2 separate regions of the Homo sapiens genome follow, and region 2 is linked to region 1. Evidence: read pairs that join two places in POLR2A ChIA-PET (ENCODE). Cell type or tissue: Caco-2. All regions are shown on one strand. Each heading gives the region's core, and the rest is flanking DNA. Links, peaks and the distances in the headings are about the cores only.

The links. ChIA-PET counts read pairs that join two places held together with the same protein. Peaks named below come from ENCODE experiments on the same cell type or tissue, not always from the same donor. Only the 100,000 strongest peaks of a DNase experiment are listed, where the experiment ranks them.
Region 2: POLR2A ChIA-PET joins it to region 1 with 11 read pairs; 5 of 35 experiments call an interaction of 5 or more read pairs at or near these places.

The regions. Positions count from the first base shown.
Region 1 is chr5:73,110,993-73,119,327 of GRCh38, forward strand. It overlaps LOC124901001, which reads right to left. Exons shown (of 2, transcript XM_047417978.1): 1 at 3,595-8,335; 2 at 2,153-2,283. Among named protein-coding and RNA genes, the nearest start is that of TMEM171, 5.4 kb to the right of the region's middle. In Caco-2, for the core only: no CTCF peak of the experiment used is centred there; a DNase peak (open chromatin) is centred at 4,929.
Region 2 is chr5:73,225,234-73,233,568 of GRCh38, forward strand. All of the region lies in intron 1 of LOC124901002 (a long non-coding RNA gene), which reads left to right. Among named protein-coding and RNA genes, the nearest start is that of TMEM174, 56 kb to the left of the region's middle. RefSeq lists enhancers at 4,773-5,398, 7,655-8,335. In Caco-2, for the core only: no CTCF peak of the experiment used is centred there; a DNase peak (open chromatin) is centred at 5,178.

The sequences.
Region 1 (8,335 bases), core at 79-8,078:
TTTTGTGTTTAATTGATTTTTTTTTTAAAAACATAGTGCTGTTTAAATTCTTTTCTCATTTCCTTTTGTGTATATTCTATACCTATCTCTTTGCAGTTAAATGTAAAGGGGATTACATGTAACATCCTAAAGTTATAACACTAATTTGAATTTAGAAAAGCTTAACCTCAATAACACACAAAGACTCTGCTCCTTTATGGCTTTATCTCCACCCCTTTCAGTTGTTGTTGTCACAGACTGCATATTCACACATTGTGTGACAAAAGCATAAACTAATAAATCTTTTAAATGCATTGATCTCTTCAATTATGTAGTAAATAAAATGTGGATTTACAAACCAAAGTTACAATAATACTAGCTTTTAAACAAATATTTTTTTAATATATTAATCTCTTAAATCATGCAGAATACAAAAAGTGAAGGTACGAACTACCATTACAACAGTTCTAGCTTTTCTCTCTTCTCCTTTTAAGACTCCCACAATGTGTATGGGCTGGAGGTGAAGGATGGGTGATATGGTTACTACTCTGCTAAGAGCTAAAACTGATTGACAGTAACTGCAATTTACTGCCCAACCTTCCACTGGAAGTTTTTAAGCCTGCAATAGATTTCAGAGTTATAAAACAGTTACATCAAACAGATTCTGCCAGCAAATCATTGTCTAAGTGGGGAGATAGATTCCTGGTATTTTCTACTCCACCATCTTGCCAGATTTACCCCCTATTTCTTTTTAAGTTCAACAAATTAGTATTGCAGAAGTGAGCAAGCTATAGCCCAAGGGCCAAATCTGGCTGCCTCCTGTTTTTGTAAGACCAGTGAACTAAGAATGACTTTATTTTGTTTATTTCTAACTACACCTACTTGAATAGGAGAACTTATACTTTCAATGGCTGAAAAAAATTAAAAGAAGAATATTTTGTGACGTGAAAATTCTATGAAATTCAAATATTGGTGTTCATAAGTAAAGTTGTATTGAATCATAGCCATGCTCATTTGTTTATATTGTCTATGTTTATGGCTGCTTTCTAGCTGTGATGGTAGAGGTGAGTAGTTGCAACAGAGACCAAATAACTCAAATGACCTATAGGGCCTAAAATATTTGCTATCTAGCCTATTACAGAATAAGTTCACCAATCCTTATTTTAAGCCATGCTGATGGATGGAGATAATTCAGACTTAGGTCTCTAGCAAGAAATATCTAGGGCCCTGAAGGAAGAACTCATCAGAAGTGAAGTGAGCTTAGAACACTGACCTGGGTCCAATATCAGGGAAAAGTCACCATGAAGGGAGATTCAGCTTTGGCACAGCTTTGGCACAGACTTGAAGCTCCCTGACCTGGGCTGGAAGCAAGTATGCTTCAGGTATCAAGCACTGAAGAGCAAACTAAAGAGCTATAACACTGGGACTCCAAGCCAGGGGCACTATAGGGGGAGTGTGCTTGGCCAAGGATTTACCCTTGCTTTACCCTTGCTTGTTGTCTTCCCTGAAGAACCATGCTGGCCAGGCAAGGATCAGAACCATCAAGGGTGTCTGTCACCTGAGCAGGGAAAAAGGCTCACTGGACTTTGGGACTACCTGCTGAAAACAGTTATGCAGAAAGTGAGCCTAGGAACAAAATGGGGTTGGGTAGCCAGGCATTGTTGAGGGCCCACTTCAGTTTAGTGAACATTGATTTACACAGATAGCAGTCAATTTTAGAGTTGGGTCGTTCACCAGTAGCACTTAGCTACTGAGGACAGGCTCAGAAAAGTAGGTAATGGCAACATTACCAGATGGCATGATGCAAAGACACAGGCTTTGAAATTTAAGTCTATCAGAGAGACTGCTACTGAATTGATAGAGCATAGAATCTAAACTACACAAGAAAGAAGTAAAGAAAAAATAGTTAATTGGAACAAGTGAAGGGTCTAGTTAGAGTGAAGGACAGTTGTAGCAGGAATGGCTGGAAAAGCAAGATGGAAAGAGATGCTCCAATTCCTGTTTTTGCAGAAGGGGCTGTTTCAGGTAGTCCCTGGTCCAGGGTGAGCTGGTAGGAGGTGTTGGCTGAGGTGGTTGGAAGAGGAAAGATTTGTTGATGAGAAGGCCTGAATTCTGAATTGGTATTGTCTTAGTGTGTTTGTGTTACTATAAAGGAATACCCGAGGCTGGGTAATTTATAAAGAAAAGAGGTTTATTTGGCTCACAGTTCTGCAGACTGTACAAGAAGCATGGCACCAGCATCTGCCTCTGGCTTCTGGTGAGGGCTTCAGGCTGTTTCCAATCAAGACAGAAGGCGAAGGAAACCTGGTATGTACAGATCACCATGTGGCCTCCAGGCTTTTTGTTAACAACCAGCTTTCTTGGAAACTAATAGAGCTAGAACTATTAATCTTCCCCGGGGAGCATTAATCTAATCATGAAGGATCCACCCTCACGACCCAAACACTTCCCATTAGGCCCCACCTCCAACACCGGGGATCAAATTTCAACATGAGATTTGAGGGGATAAAAACACCCAAACTCTAGCACTCAACCACATGGAGGTTGGAAGCATGTAGGATTAAGGGAGGATTTGAAGTGGTAGAGACGGAAGCCAATGATGAGAGTGACAGGAAGGGGAGAGGGTGACACATAGTATAAGCAGCAAAGGGTGGGGAAGAAGTGGTCTGAAAGGAATAGTAAACAACTATGGCTGTGGTAAGTGTCCTGAATGAAAAACACCAGAACGCCAGGTATGAAAATAACAAGGGGGAACGGGGAGCCAGGGCCCATCTTCACTGGGGAAATGGCATTTAACTGGAACTGCAAAGAATGAATGGGTGCTGTGGCAGAGCACACAGACACCCGCTGGAGAGGAGAGAGAACTGGCGCTTCCCATCCGGCAATGCCCCTGGCTGGCAAGGTGAGGGAGCAAGTGCCCAGCCTCCCTGTGCACCTGTCCAGTGGGGCAGCAGCAGTACTCACTTCACAGGGTTCTTATGAAACACAAAGGAGTGAATACATTTGTAAACCCCTAAAAACACATAGTAAGCTTTATGTAGGGGTTAGCTATTATATTTTCATTTAAGAAAAAATATTTCCCCTGGAATCACATCCAACCAAAATTACAGCAAGTCTTGTTTTCTGTACTCATTCAATTCTTTAAACACCCCATGAGGTAAGTTAAAAAGAAAAAACCCTAAAAAGTAGTTTTCTCTTTATCTTCTCTCAATCAGCACCGCCTCAAATCCTAGCTTTACCTGCATTCTGTGGCTTCCACAAAGGGCCTTTTATGAAAATCTGGGGCATTCAGGAGGTGGCTTACTGCCAAACTGCCTTTTAATTTATCAAAGACTCTCGGCTCTCAGGTGTTTAGATAAGTATTGATTAATTTTTTAGGCCAGAAGTTTTTGTGGGAGAAGTCAAGTGTTCGTGTGTTACTGTGAGGAGATGACCTGCCACACCCAGGAAGACCCTTGCTCCCTGGATCCCCAGCCAGGTGGCATGTTCCCCATGTACAGCACCCTGGGACAGTCAGATGGCCCCTTTCTGGATTTCTGGGTCAGACCATTTTGGGAGTCATCTCCAAGTGTCTCAGACAAGTTTCCATGCCTGATCCAAAACTAGGTAAGTTACCTGTATGTATGACATCAGAAGGTTCCCACACCACCATGCACATCACAGCAAGCTGTTTGAAGGAGGTAGGATATACAATAAGTCTTTTCTTTCTTTTTCTTCTTTTGTTTTTATCATTTATTTGCACATTTGTTTCACTTTGCTATATTTTTGGAGCACTGTGAGCTGATCTGAATCCTTGGAATCATCAGTGGCAACCAGGTAGTGGAGGGGCCAGAACCGAGGATATGGAGATTGGGCCAAGACATGCAGATGGATCCAGGAGATGTGAGGCAGGTAGAATCCTGAGCCCTGGGCCACTGACAGGCTAAGGAATCACCCTTGGCAGGATACCACATGCCCCTCTAAAGATACCAGCAGCAGCAAGTCCCATTTCAGAAGCTTTGGAGGCTGCAGACCTTGGGAAAACAAAGGTAGATCAACAGGGCAGATAACACAAGTTGGACGGGCTGGTTTTTGAGATGATGCGATGCACACCTTTAAGAACTCCTAGAAATAACTGAGAGATGCGCTATAGGGAGAAACAGCTGAGCTGGCAGGCTGGGAACTCCAACCATTGCCAACTGGGCATCAGAAATCAACAGAGCCACAGTTTGCTCTCAGTGAGCACCCTGATCGACCTCCCCTGCTATTTCTTTACAGTCTCCATGGATTCATCAGCTCAAGCTTCCTGAGCCACAGGTGGAAGATGAGATGAGTGTAGCTAGACGAGTAGTAGTTAAGGAGAAATCCATTTATTGATCACTCTCCATGTGCCAGATATTTACTCTTCAAGCAAGACATCCTTCGAGGTAGGTCTGGTTATTCTCACATTACAGATGAGAACACTAAGATACAGAAAAGATGTTTACTTGCCCCAGGTCACACAGCTGGTAAGTGACAAAGCCAGGATCTAAACTCAGTTTGATTCATCCCCTTTCTGCATGCTGGGGAGACAGTGCATTCTTTGGGATCCAGTCAGCAGTGAATGAGTGAAGAGACAGTACTTTTCCAAAGAACTCTTAATATCAACACGTTGGTCTCCTCTAGCCACAGACCAGATGCTGTGGCCACTGTTGAGGGGGGGTCTTTCTCCCTTGGCAGTGCAGAGGCCTCTTCAGAAAAGCCAAGTGTGCTCCCAGCAAATTCTTACTTTCGCTGAAACAACTGCTTGCATTCTACACCCTTGGCTAAGGCTAGCAGCACTCAGGCTGAGCTGTTATTAACTGTGCAAAATCAACAGCACCATCTCACGCCATAAAATGACTCTGCAAAAGATTAGCCTTTGCACTAGGATCAGCTAAGGGAGCCAGTCTAAACCCTTAATTCAAGCTTTCCAAATTAGTCAGCCTCTACTTGCACTCCTGATATGTCTCTGAAGCCCCTGGGTCTAAGTCCGACCTGGGGGTTAGGGAGGAGGAAAATATCCCAGGGACTTTGGTACACCCTTTTCAGGGTTATACAGCTGGATGGGGCCCAGGTTGGTTCAGAGGAGTCATTGGGAGTCCTGGAAATATGTGTTGAAACATGGACCCAAGACTGAGCGCTCAAGAATAAATTCCTATAAACCAAGCCCAGCTGGGGCTCAGAAAACATCAGAAATTGGAAGCAGGGAAATGTGTGCTTCTGGGTGCTAAGATTAATTTGGGGCAGAATTAGAAAGAGACCAAAAGAGAAAAGAGACCTAGAAGTTGGCAGACTTGATTAGCTGATTGTCTTTCTGCCATCTTATGAATTCTGAAAAATGGTGCCACTGAATTCTGCAGGTCAATCCACTTGCCCTGAGTTTCTTCTCAGGGTTGGCAGTGCCCTGGGAAGAAATACGTGGCCTGTCTTGTTGAAGTGAAAGATATGTGTTCCTTAGGGCACTGTTTTGGGAACAGAGCAGCAGAAGCCCCCTGCTCTGGGTGAAACTCATGCCTCCCAGCCGCACTAGCTGTGCTCTGCACCCCAGAAACATCTGAAAACTGCACTTGGTTGGCACCAGCCCCTCCCTTGCTTTGTGTGTTTAGAACCCTCCAAAGGACTAATTGTTACTCTTCCAGAGAGGGAGCCCAGCCTCCTCAATTTTGTAATGTCACTCACAGACCACAGGAAAGTATTCCTTCCGAATTCCTGAACTCCAAGCCTCCATATTCAATTGCCTACTCAGCTTCTCTACTCGGATGTCTAATGGACAAAATTAACATGTCCCCAAATGGACTCTGAAGCTCCTCCTCTCAAACTTGTCCCACTCTTAGGATTCCCCATCTTGCTCATGCCAGAACCATTCTTCCACTTGCTCAGATCCAAAACCTTGGAATCAAAACCCACATGTGGTTCATGGAAAATCCCATTGACTCTATCTTCAAGATATATCCAAAGTCTCATCCCTTTCATCACCTTCATACACAAGCTACAGACATAACTCCTGGGTTGTTACCACAGCCTCCTAACTGGCCTCTTCCCATCCATCCTGGCTCCTCCTTGGGCTATTCTTACTGCAACAGCCACCAATTTCTTTTTTAAAAGAAATCAGATCACATCACTGTCAAAGCTCATCACATCAGCTCAAAAACCATTCAAAGGCTTCCCACCTACTTAAAGGCCCTGCACAACCTGGTGCCCTTGGCCCTGCACATGCCTTTCCTCTCTGACCTCCTCTCCTACTCTCCCCCTTGCTCACCAACTGCAGCCACCCTGGCCTCTTGCTCTCCTTTGAATATGCTAATATGTGTGTTCCTACCTCAGGGCCTTTGCACCTGTGGTTACTTCTGCCTGAAGCACTCTTCCCTACTTCCCACAAAAAATCACGAACTATGCTTACAAATTCTTACTCTTCCCTACAAGAGGTGGCACCTAATCCCATTCCCCTTGACTTTGTGACTCAATTCTAAGGACCAGAATAAAGAGAAGTGATGGTATGGAAGTGCAGAGCCTCGTCAGAAAAGGCACCACAGCTTCCCCTTTGTTTGCTCTCCCTTGGATCACTCACGTGAGGGGAGGCTGGGTGGAGAAATCCACATAGTGAGGAACTGAGGCCTCCTGCCAATAGCCCTGTGAATGTGCCACCTTGGCAGCAGATCCTCCAGCCCCAGTCCAGCCTTCAGATGACCACAGCCCTGGCCAACTGCTAGACTGCAGCCTCTGAGAGGCTCAGCCAGAAGTACCCAGCTAAGCCACTTGCAGTTTCTGACCCTGATCAGAAACCCTGAGAATACATTTTTGCTGTTTCAAACTTCAAAGTTTTGGGGTAAGTTGTTATGCAATAATAGATCATTGATACACTTGCTTCCTCATTCCCTTCAAGTTTTTGCTGCAATCTCACCTTCTCAGAGATGCCTTCCTTAACTCCCCTATTTAAAATGGGGTGCTCCCCAGTCCCCATCTGTGATTTATTGTTCTCCCTGGCACTCAATCACTTTCTAATTCTCTGTATAACTTACATATTTTATTGCCTTTCTCCTCAATAAAATACAAGTTCCGTGTTTTATTGGTAGTTGGTAAATCTGTGCTGGCTAAATACATGAACACATGCCTCTGCTTTATGCTTCTACAGTCACTGAATTCGAGGTTTTTAATCTTGTTCTGATGCTGTTTTTCTAAGGATTCGGTCTGGCTTTTATCTTTTTCACTACCACACAGGCCAGGGAAGACCACTAGATAGTGACCAGGCCACGCAGCTTCTCTCCTAAGGCTAGGTGGGCTACAAAGATAAGTACCTCAAAGGCTGGTGGGTATGTCTTTCATACATAATCGATGATCAATTTCCAAGGAGTTTAATTTAGTCAAACAGGCTCTCATAGACACAAACAGTGAGAACAGCAGATATACCAAGTGGAGGCTAATCTGATTGTCCTTGGTGCCAGGATATTCAAGTCTGTCATGGGTGGTGAGCCTGCAGTCATGTGGCACCAGAGGGGCAGCTGTATCAACAGGCCCCTTGCAGGCCTGCACATGACATGGCCAGAGATTCAGTTTCAAATAAGGGGGAAGGGAAGAATGAGTAGGGAAAGGACAAGGAAACCCTTTTGCACAATGAAGAGTTGTTCACAGGCCTGTGTCAGAGGGGACAAATCCTATAATGAGGGCCTGAGTTCTTAGAAAGCCAGTGCCTGCTGTTGTACAATCCACTCTTGGGTATCTGCCCATTCGCTGGACATGCTTTGGTGCCCTTCCAGAAGGTGGTATACCTTGACACTTGGACCAGGAAGGATATCTCCACCCCAAACATAGATTACTGCAATGTCCTTGGGACACAGTGCCTGTATTGTTATAATAATCTAAACGTGCTTGGCATCACAAGGCCATGAGGGCGTTTTCTGGGTTCACAGCATGGTGTGTTCTCTGAGTGACAGGTGTGCTGCGGGAGAAACACTGAATGGTCAGCGCATCTGCATCTGGCTCAGGCCTTCTCTGCATGTCAACCAGCTGCAGAGGTTACTTTACCTCTGTCAGCCTGGACCTCAGTTTCCTCAACTGACAAATGACTGTTTTTCTCAGTCTCCTGTCCCCTGCTGCCTCCAACCTTTTCTGAACTGCTGGAGAGATGTAGCAAAGAACCACAAAGCAAGGGGTCGTGAGTGTTGGCATTGTTCATTTCGACAGTAATCAGGGCTGTTAGTTATGGCGGGGATTTACAGAGGTCGGGCACCCTGGCTATGAAAAAGTCCACCTTTGGCCACCCAGGCAAGTGCCCCACCAAATTCCAATGGCAAGAACTTGTCCGTTCTGCCTCCCTGGTGAACCCTAAAGCCCAGGTAACCCCCTCCCCTCTTTACCT
Region 2 (8,335 bases), core at 317-8,316, 110 kb after region 1:
AGTGAATGCTGAAGTAAGCAGTTGTTGGATCACAAAATGTTAACACTGCAAGGGACGCTTAAAAGTTGCCTCTCTGGGTAAAATTTTTAGCTGACTATGGGCTACCCTGGGACTAGGATAACTCTTGACTCTCAGTCCACAACTGTTTAATATGTAAATATCAGAAATTGGTTTAGCCAAGGGATTATAGATTAGAACATATTTTGTTAGATTTATACCTAAATATTTCATGTTTTTAAATAACATACATTTGAGTCCAGCTCCTTAGAATCCCAAATTAAATCTGGATCAGTGTTGTCCCATCTGAGTCACAGAGACAGACCAGTGCTGTCCAGTAGAAATATAATGGGAGCCACACATGTAATCAAAATGTTCCAGTAGCCATATCTTAAAAAGTGTAAAGAAACTGGTGAAATTAATTTTTGTAATAGTGAATTTATTATTTATTGTGCATAACAAATTGTCCCAAAATTGTAGCTTAAAACACACATTTAATATTTTACCATTGTGTTGGGTCAGCAATGCACGATGGCTTTGAGATAGAAAGAGAGATAGAGGTGGCGCAAGCTAATGAGTGAGAGAGGGAGCACCCAAGATAGAAGCCGCAGTCTTTTTGTAATCTCAGCTTGGAAGCTGCAGCCCATCACTTCTGTCATAGTCATTTGTTAGTATTGAAATACTAAGCCTAGCCTAGAGCCTAGGGGAGGGAATTACATATGGGCATGACTACTGGGAGGCTGAGCTCAGCAGGGGCCATCTTAGAGGCTACCTACCACAAATATGTGTGTACATACATTAATGTCTATTTATATACATTTAACAAAATTTTAGACAGAGGTGATACATGTGCAAGCTTGTTACATGGGTATATTGCATAATGCTGAAGTGTTTTGGCTTCTAGTGAACCATCACCAAAATAGTAAACTACCCAATAGGTAGTTCTTCAGCCTTCATCCCCCCACACCTTTAGAGTCCCCAGTGTCTATTACTTCCATTTTTAGATCCATGCATACTCATTGCTTAACTTCCACTTATGAATGAGAACATGTGGTATTTGATTTTCTGATTCTGAGTTGTTTCACTTAGGATAATTGTCTCCAACTCCCTCCATGTTGCTGTGAAGAACATGATTTCATTGTTTTTTATGGCTGCATGGTATTCTGTGGTGTTTAAGTACCACATTTTCTTTATCCGGTCAACTGTTGGTAGACACTTAGGTTGATTCCATGACTTTGCTCTCGTGAATAATGCTGCAATAACATACAAGTGCAGGTGTCACTTTCGTATAACAATTTCTTTTCCTTTGGGTAGATACACAGTAATAAGATTGCTGGGTTGAATGGTAGCTCTACTTTTAGTTCTTTGAGAAGTCTCCACACTATTTTCCATAGAGGTTTTATTGATTTACATGCCCACCAACAGTGTATAAGTGTTCACTTTTCTCTGCAGCCTTGCCAGCCAACATCTGTTAGTTTTTGATTTTTTAATAATAGTCATTCTGACTGATATGAGGTGGTATTTCACTGTGGTTTTAATTTGTATTTCTCTGATGATTAATGATGTTGAGTATTTTTTCATATGTTTGCTGGCTGCTTGTATGTCTTCTTTTGAAAAGTGTCTTTTCATGTCCTTTGCTTATTTTGTAATAGGGTTATTTTTTTCTTGTTGATTCATTTTAGTTCCTTATAGATTCTAGATATTCATCCTTTGTTAGATGCATAATTTGGAAATACATTCTCCCATTCTATAGGTTGTCTGTTGATTGATTCTTTTGCTGTGCAGAAGCTGTTTAGTTTAATTTAGTCCCATTTGTCTATTTTTGTTTCTGTTGCATTTGCTTTTGAGGTCTTACCAATAAAATATTTGCCTAAGCCAATGTCCAGAAGAGTTTTTCCAGGTTTTTAATAGGATTTTTATAGTTTGATGTCTTACATTTAAGTCTCTAATTTATCTTCAGTTAATTTTTGTATATGGTGAGAGATAGGGGTCCAGTTTCATTCTTCAGCATACTCCCAGCCATTATTTATTGAATAGTGTGTCCTTTCCCCCATTGTTTATTTTTTGTTGGCTTCCACAAACATATTTTATCTAACCCAATATACCCAAAGTATCATTCAATATATAACTAATATAAAATTATTAATGAGACTTTTGCATTCCGATTTTATAATCTCCTTGCTGTGGACTGAATGCTTGCACTGCCCCCAAAATTACTATGTTGAAGCCCTAATCCCCAATGTCATGATATTAGAAAGTGAAACCTTTGGATGGTAACTAGGTTTAGATGAAGTCAGAAGGATGGAGTTCCCATAATAGGATTAATGCCCTTACAAGAAAAGGAAGAGACATGATATATCTCTCCCTCCTTGAGCCCACCCCCACACCACCCCTCTTGCAAGCACCAGGGAAAGGCCATGTGGGGATGTAAACAGGAAGAGGGTCCTCAACAAGAACCCAACCATTCTGGCACCCTAATCTTGAACTTTCAGCTTCCAGAACTGTGAGAAATCAATGTTGCTGAAGCAACCCAGTCTGTGGTAATTTGTTATAGCAGCCTAGACTTACTAAGACAACCTACAAAGTCCAGAATGTATTTTACACTTACGGCCTGCATCAATTTGGACTAGATACATTTCAAGCATCAATTGCCACCTGTGGCTAGAGGCCACTGTAGTACAGAACACATCTAGATGGTCTGAAGCCATCTGAAGATCCAAAGACCCTAACTAAGTGGTCTTCTTCACCAGCAACCTAAATGATTGATGTGATTTATCAGACATATCAAGTGCTTACCATGTACCAGACATAGTGCTGAATGTAAGGAACCTCAAGCTAATAAATAATAGTGCCTGCCCTAAAGGAACTCAGACAAGTAAGAGGTTAACTTCGGATTCTAGACCAGCCATGCAGGGCCTACCTCAGAGAGCTCTACACTGTGATGGGTTCTTGCGTAAGGCAAAGCTCAGTCCCTCCATGGTCCGTGGGAAGGTGGGTGACCCAAGTCTGCCTGGCCCAGCCAGAGTCTCTGACAATGACCATACACATCATTTACTCCCAGGCCTAACCTGAGGCCTGGGCCTCGGGCCCTGAACTGGAGCCCATATGTTGGCCTGAAATCTGATTTACCTTGGACGTGGAACAAGTTAAATATTTGTCTAACTCAGTACGTTGTATTTTCCGCTATTCTTCACAAGCATGTCCTGTAAAAGAAGGGAGATGTGGGGGCTACCTTAATATTTCAGGCTCCTTGGGTGCTTTAGAGGGGTTTCTGCAGAAGTATCGGTACATGCCACAGTTGCACAAAGCTTCAAACATATGTGACTAAATTTATGTGGAAAAAAATGTCCTTAATTATCTTACCAGCTATGAATGAATTTAGCACCAAGGAGATATGTTTTTAGTCCATTCTCTGTCCTAACTCTGATCATGCAAATGCCTTTGCTTTTTGTCTCACAACGTATGTCCTGAATTGTATTTGTGGTAAGTTATAAGCATCTTGAGAGTATAACTCTATGTATCGAGTACATCTAGGGTGTAGCAGAGGAGCCCTTCCACCTCTCCCAAAATGTACTTAAACACTATTAATAGTGATACACCTGGCAGTCCAGTTAAATAATTCTAAGTTTCATTTGGGGGAAATATAGTATACTTTTCATTAACAGTAGAGGAAAACAGCTTTCGGAGTGGTCTCTCTACCAGTGTAAATAGCAGTCATTTATTTTAAAGTTAGAGGAAAATCTATGCCTGTCCTAATGGAAAGAAGTTAGCTTCATTCATGTGGTGTCTGGAAAAATGATCTTGAATGGCTTCTTGATTAATTTTTGTCTTCATAAAAATATTATTTAGAAAAAATAAACAACTGTGAAGACAGTTGCAAGTAAAGGACTACAAATAAAACAATATTTCTTTCTGACATGTAAAACCCATCTCCAAATTGCTATTTCATCACATAGACATGCATTGTCTCATTAATGTCCCAGTAGCTGCATCTTTAAAATGCCTTTGTTTCACAATGTGGACACAATAAAAAATATGAGGACATAGATCTCATTTCTGTGCCTAATAATGTGGTGATTCTGGTTGAGCTGCTGTAGGCTGGAACTCAACCACACAACCTGGAAAAACATTCAGGGAGTCTGGAACATAGAAAAGTCCCCAATCCTGTTTGGCTGGAATTTGAAGGGTGAAATGAAAGCTTCTGTTCTGTGTAAATCTGTCCAGATTTAGTGTTTTACAGCATCAGGCAATGCTATTGGTGCCAAGAACTGGCTCTGCCTAGAGGCCCCACCAAGAAGCGAAATCCCTTTGCTCAGAAGTCAGGTTACATTACAGAAAGAAATGAATTTTAAACATTCCATTGTAAATACCATTTATGCATGTCATCTTTCACATGTAGAGTGGTTTCATTTTAAAAGTAAAGCTTGCTCCTGTTTTGGAGGTTCTAAATAAAAATGAAAAGAAAATAGCATTTTAGTTGGCCTTTAAAAGATCATGTGTGACCAAGCTTGGCATTTGTGGTTGTGACATAAAACTGTATTTTTGCAGTTTTAGAATGCAAATTTAAACCTACAGTATACACTCAAGCAAACCAACAAATATCTATCTATAAACATATAAATAGATACACATGCATAGAGACATGTATATGCATACACACATTGTGCACAGCAACACTGGTATAAAGATCTTTACTTCTTTTTTATTATAGCTTTCATTGTCACTTATTGTAACATTTTCCACAAAACACATGTTTCATTGCTGTAGTAGTTCAGGCAGTTGTGAAAGATGGAAGGGGAGGTGAGGGGGATGTGCATATCTTTGGACAAAGAGGGAGACCCGAGGGTGGGCAACATCTTTTAGCTTTTTCCATCTGAACTTTAATTTGCTCCCTAAAAGGAGAAGCTGAGTCCATCAAGCTAAACAGTGAAGCCTGAGATTTGCTTTAAAACTCGAACTCATTCTCTTTGGTTTGGACAGGCTACTGCTAGCCCTCGCCCCAGACTGTCCGGTTCTCAGGAGGGTTTGCGCGGCCTGTTTGCCAAGCCTGGGTAGGCGGGACAGGGGGATTCCCAAGGCCGATCAGATTCTATTTACTGCCCTCTTCCCCAACCCCGGGGCCACCTCTGAGGCATGAACCCAGAGACGCGCGCCCTGGTCTGGGAAAGCAGGACCGCTGCGCCCAGCGCCTCAGGGGTAGAGGCGGGAACAGGCCCGCGGTCGCTTTGCTGGCGGGGAAGGGCGATCTGACGATCAGGGAGTTGCGCCCCTCTCTCTGGGCCTCGTGAAGGAACAGAGCAATTACAGCGCTGGGCCGGCCACGTAGTCCTGGGGCTAGGTGGGCCCAATGCTCCGGGCCGCGGGGCTGGAGCGCGGAGGCTGGAGAGGGAGGAGGACCCTCCGCGGCTCCAGGCCTCCCAGCTGGAGGGGCTCACGCCCGGGACTCCCCATCAGACCTTTGAGGGGGAGCTTCTCAAAAAGCCCTAAACTCCTCGAGGATATTCTCCGAGTGCTTCTCCTTACCCAAGCGCTGCTTCCAGACTCCACGCCTCTAGAACTAGCTGGCGTCCACGGTCGGCCAGAGCAGTTAGGGGGCTGCGCTAGCAGGGACATGTGGGGCAAAAGAGACGTATTTTAAAACCCCCAAACAAATGTGCCCTGAAACTCACGGAGCCTGAGTTTCTGGGTTCCTCGCTTGCACTGCCCCTTCCGAAGCCCTGCGAGGGGCGCTAGTAATCCTGGATTCCGAATTGTGGGTTCTCAGTTTTAAAGGGTTGCCCCCGCCCCAGCCCCCTTCTCAATTGTCTAATCTCAGGCCTGCAACTTCGGCGTCCGCCAAACGCCGGCCTTGCCGCAGGTGCAGGACTCCTGCAATGTACTCTGGGGTTACCAGTCTGTTTGGGGTGCGGCCTGCAGGCGTAACCATGGAGTAACTTCGGGAGCCAAACTGACTTTTGCGGGGCACGGAATCAGACTTCTTGCGTCATTTTCACACCTCCTTTTTTGGTTTGTCTCGCCTATTTTGAGCCCATCAAGGAAACAGGCCCACACAGCAGCTTAAGCAAAAATGTCATAATGCTGGTGAGGTATGGATTCGATGGAAGTTCTCACTTTCCTAAGTATCATTTTTTTCTTGGTATAATAATTTCATCTCTTAGCCAAGGCTCTGAAACGAATGTCAAATTTCATGGCTTTTACGTGTTGTTGAACTCCATGTAGCGTGCTGAAATATATGCAGTACTAAATCTCAAAAACAAAACAAAACCAAAACCCCAAACCAAAGCCCTCTCTTTAGGGCAGGCTGATTAAGCAGCTGGAGAGAGAAGAGGGAGGATTGCAGAATCATGGGAAAGGAGCAGGAAGGTCTCTCTTGCTGTCATCAGAATATTCTCCTTCCCACCTCCTGTCTTCTAGGACAAATAAATAAAGCATTGATTACCTCTAAACCTCAGACCTAATTTGAGAAGTGTGATGCAGGACACATATTCAGATACCATCACCCATTTCTGCACAAAGAAACAGTTCACTACTTCAAAAATCCACATTTTATGATTTCTTGAATTTTATACTCAAAGGAGGGAGGTGGAATAGGTCATCCTTATACAGCAGAGAAACACAATACCTTTCCTCATTTAGAATATTCCCAACTATTCTCTGGTGAAGAAAACTAGTAGGAGTTTACAATTTAAAAAACAAAACAAACCCCAAACAAACAAAAAATCCACCTACAATTATACACTCTATTTTGTATGTTAATCTTTGACAGGCTGAGAGTATTTTAACAACACTGGTCATCAGAAGTCAAATGAAAATAAATAGATGTTCACTAAATAGCATTCTTTCTCTATTTGGTGGCAATGTTGCTGTCATCGGTTTTCCCCAAAATCATGGGGGTGGCAGGAAGGAGAGAAAAACATGGGCATGTTTGAGTTTTGCCTAAGTCTGAAACTTTCGATCTCAAATCTTCCTCTCCATCACAGTCACGTCTGGTGAACTCAAGCTGGCTTTACTTTACTTACTAACCTGGATTCCTGCTGTATAGACTCAGAAACCCGGGAGAGTTTAGGAGACCGCCGAGGCGAGCACTTTCTCTAACAATCGCGTGCTGCAGTCAGGAGAGCCCAGGTGGCTGCGGCCGCCCTTAGGAGACCAGTGATCATCCCAGCCACCTCCCTGCCCAGCCCCGGGCCGAACTGGAAAACTCTTAACTTTGGGCTTTATTTAAAACACTCGGGTTTCGAAAGCCGGGTCCCCTCCGCAGGCCAGGAGGCCTCAGTGAGCATCCTGTGCTGCGTGGGGAGGGCCTGGCAGCTGGCGGATCCGTCTGGGCTGCAGCTGCAGGGTCGGGAGCTCTTCTTGGACTCGGCTCCTTTCAGAAAACTCTTTTCTTGTCGGATGTGGTTTCCCTTTAATTAATCACTCATGCCCGCGTGTCCACCGCGCCGCTTCCCCACTCTTCCTCCAGCCCCGCATGTGATCTCTATTTGGAGGCAGGAGAGCTGGTGGAGCATCTGGGGTTGCCGCGGAGGTGGTTCTGCCTGCCGCTGGGCTTCGGGCCGCCGCCCAGAGACAGAGCGATATCCTCCCAGATAGGCCTTCTGGAAGATTCACTGCCCTTTCCGAACTGTCTGGCCTGTTGGCCATGCTGGCCTCGAGGCTCAGCAGTTCCAGGCCTCAGCCTGGGTGGTCCAGGTGTTCAGGGTGGTCTCGAAGTGCATATTTCCTTCAGGTTTCCTCCCTTCTCTGCCCTCCTCCCCATCCCCGCTTAGGCGCTGGCATCCCGCTGACACCAGCCAACTTTTGCACCCCTATCAAGGATCTCTCAAAGAATATCTTGGCCACCTCAGGCACTGTGACTTCCTGGAGTTCGCATGACACAGGGCAAATAGCCAAGCTCCCAGGCAGTTGGGCCCCCGGAGGTTGGAGGCCTTGGCCTGTGCAGGCTCCTTTCCGGAAAGCCCTGGCCCCAAACCCCAACATCAAGCCACTCTCAGGATTGCGGGGCAGTGGGCAAGACCTGATCCAGAGGGTGTGCATTAAGCCGTTGCCCTCGTTGCGTTTAATTCTCCCGTCACTCCCCAGTCACTAAGGGAGGCCTCCTACTCGCGCCTCAGCTTCAAGGGCGGATGTGGCTGGGACCACCCTGGGACTCGGGTGTCTCCAAATGTGGCTCAGGCCGCCCCACGCCGAACGAGGTGGGATCAGATATTCCCGCTTGTGAGTGTTGGTGGGGCTGAAGAGATCACACGCGGCGGGGTGTGGAACTTCGAGGGGTGTCACGGCCAGGGCTTTGCGGCCCCAGACGTCCCAGCGGCTCGCAGGGGGCGCCAGGTCCGCG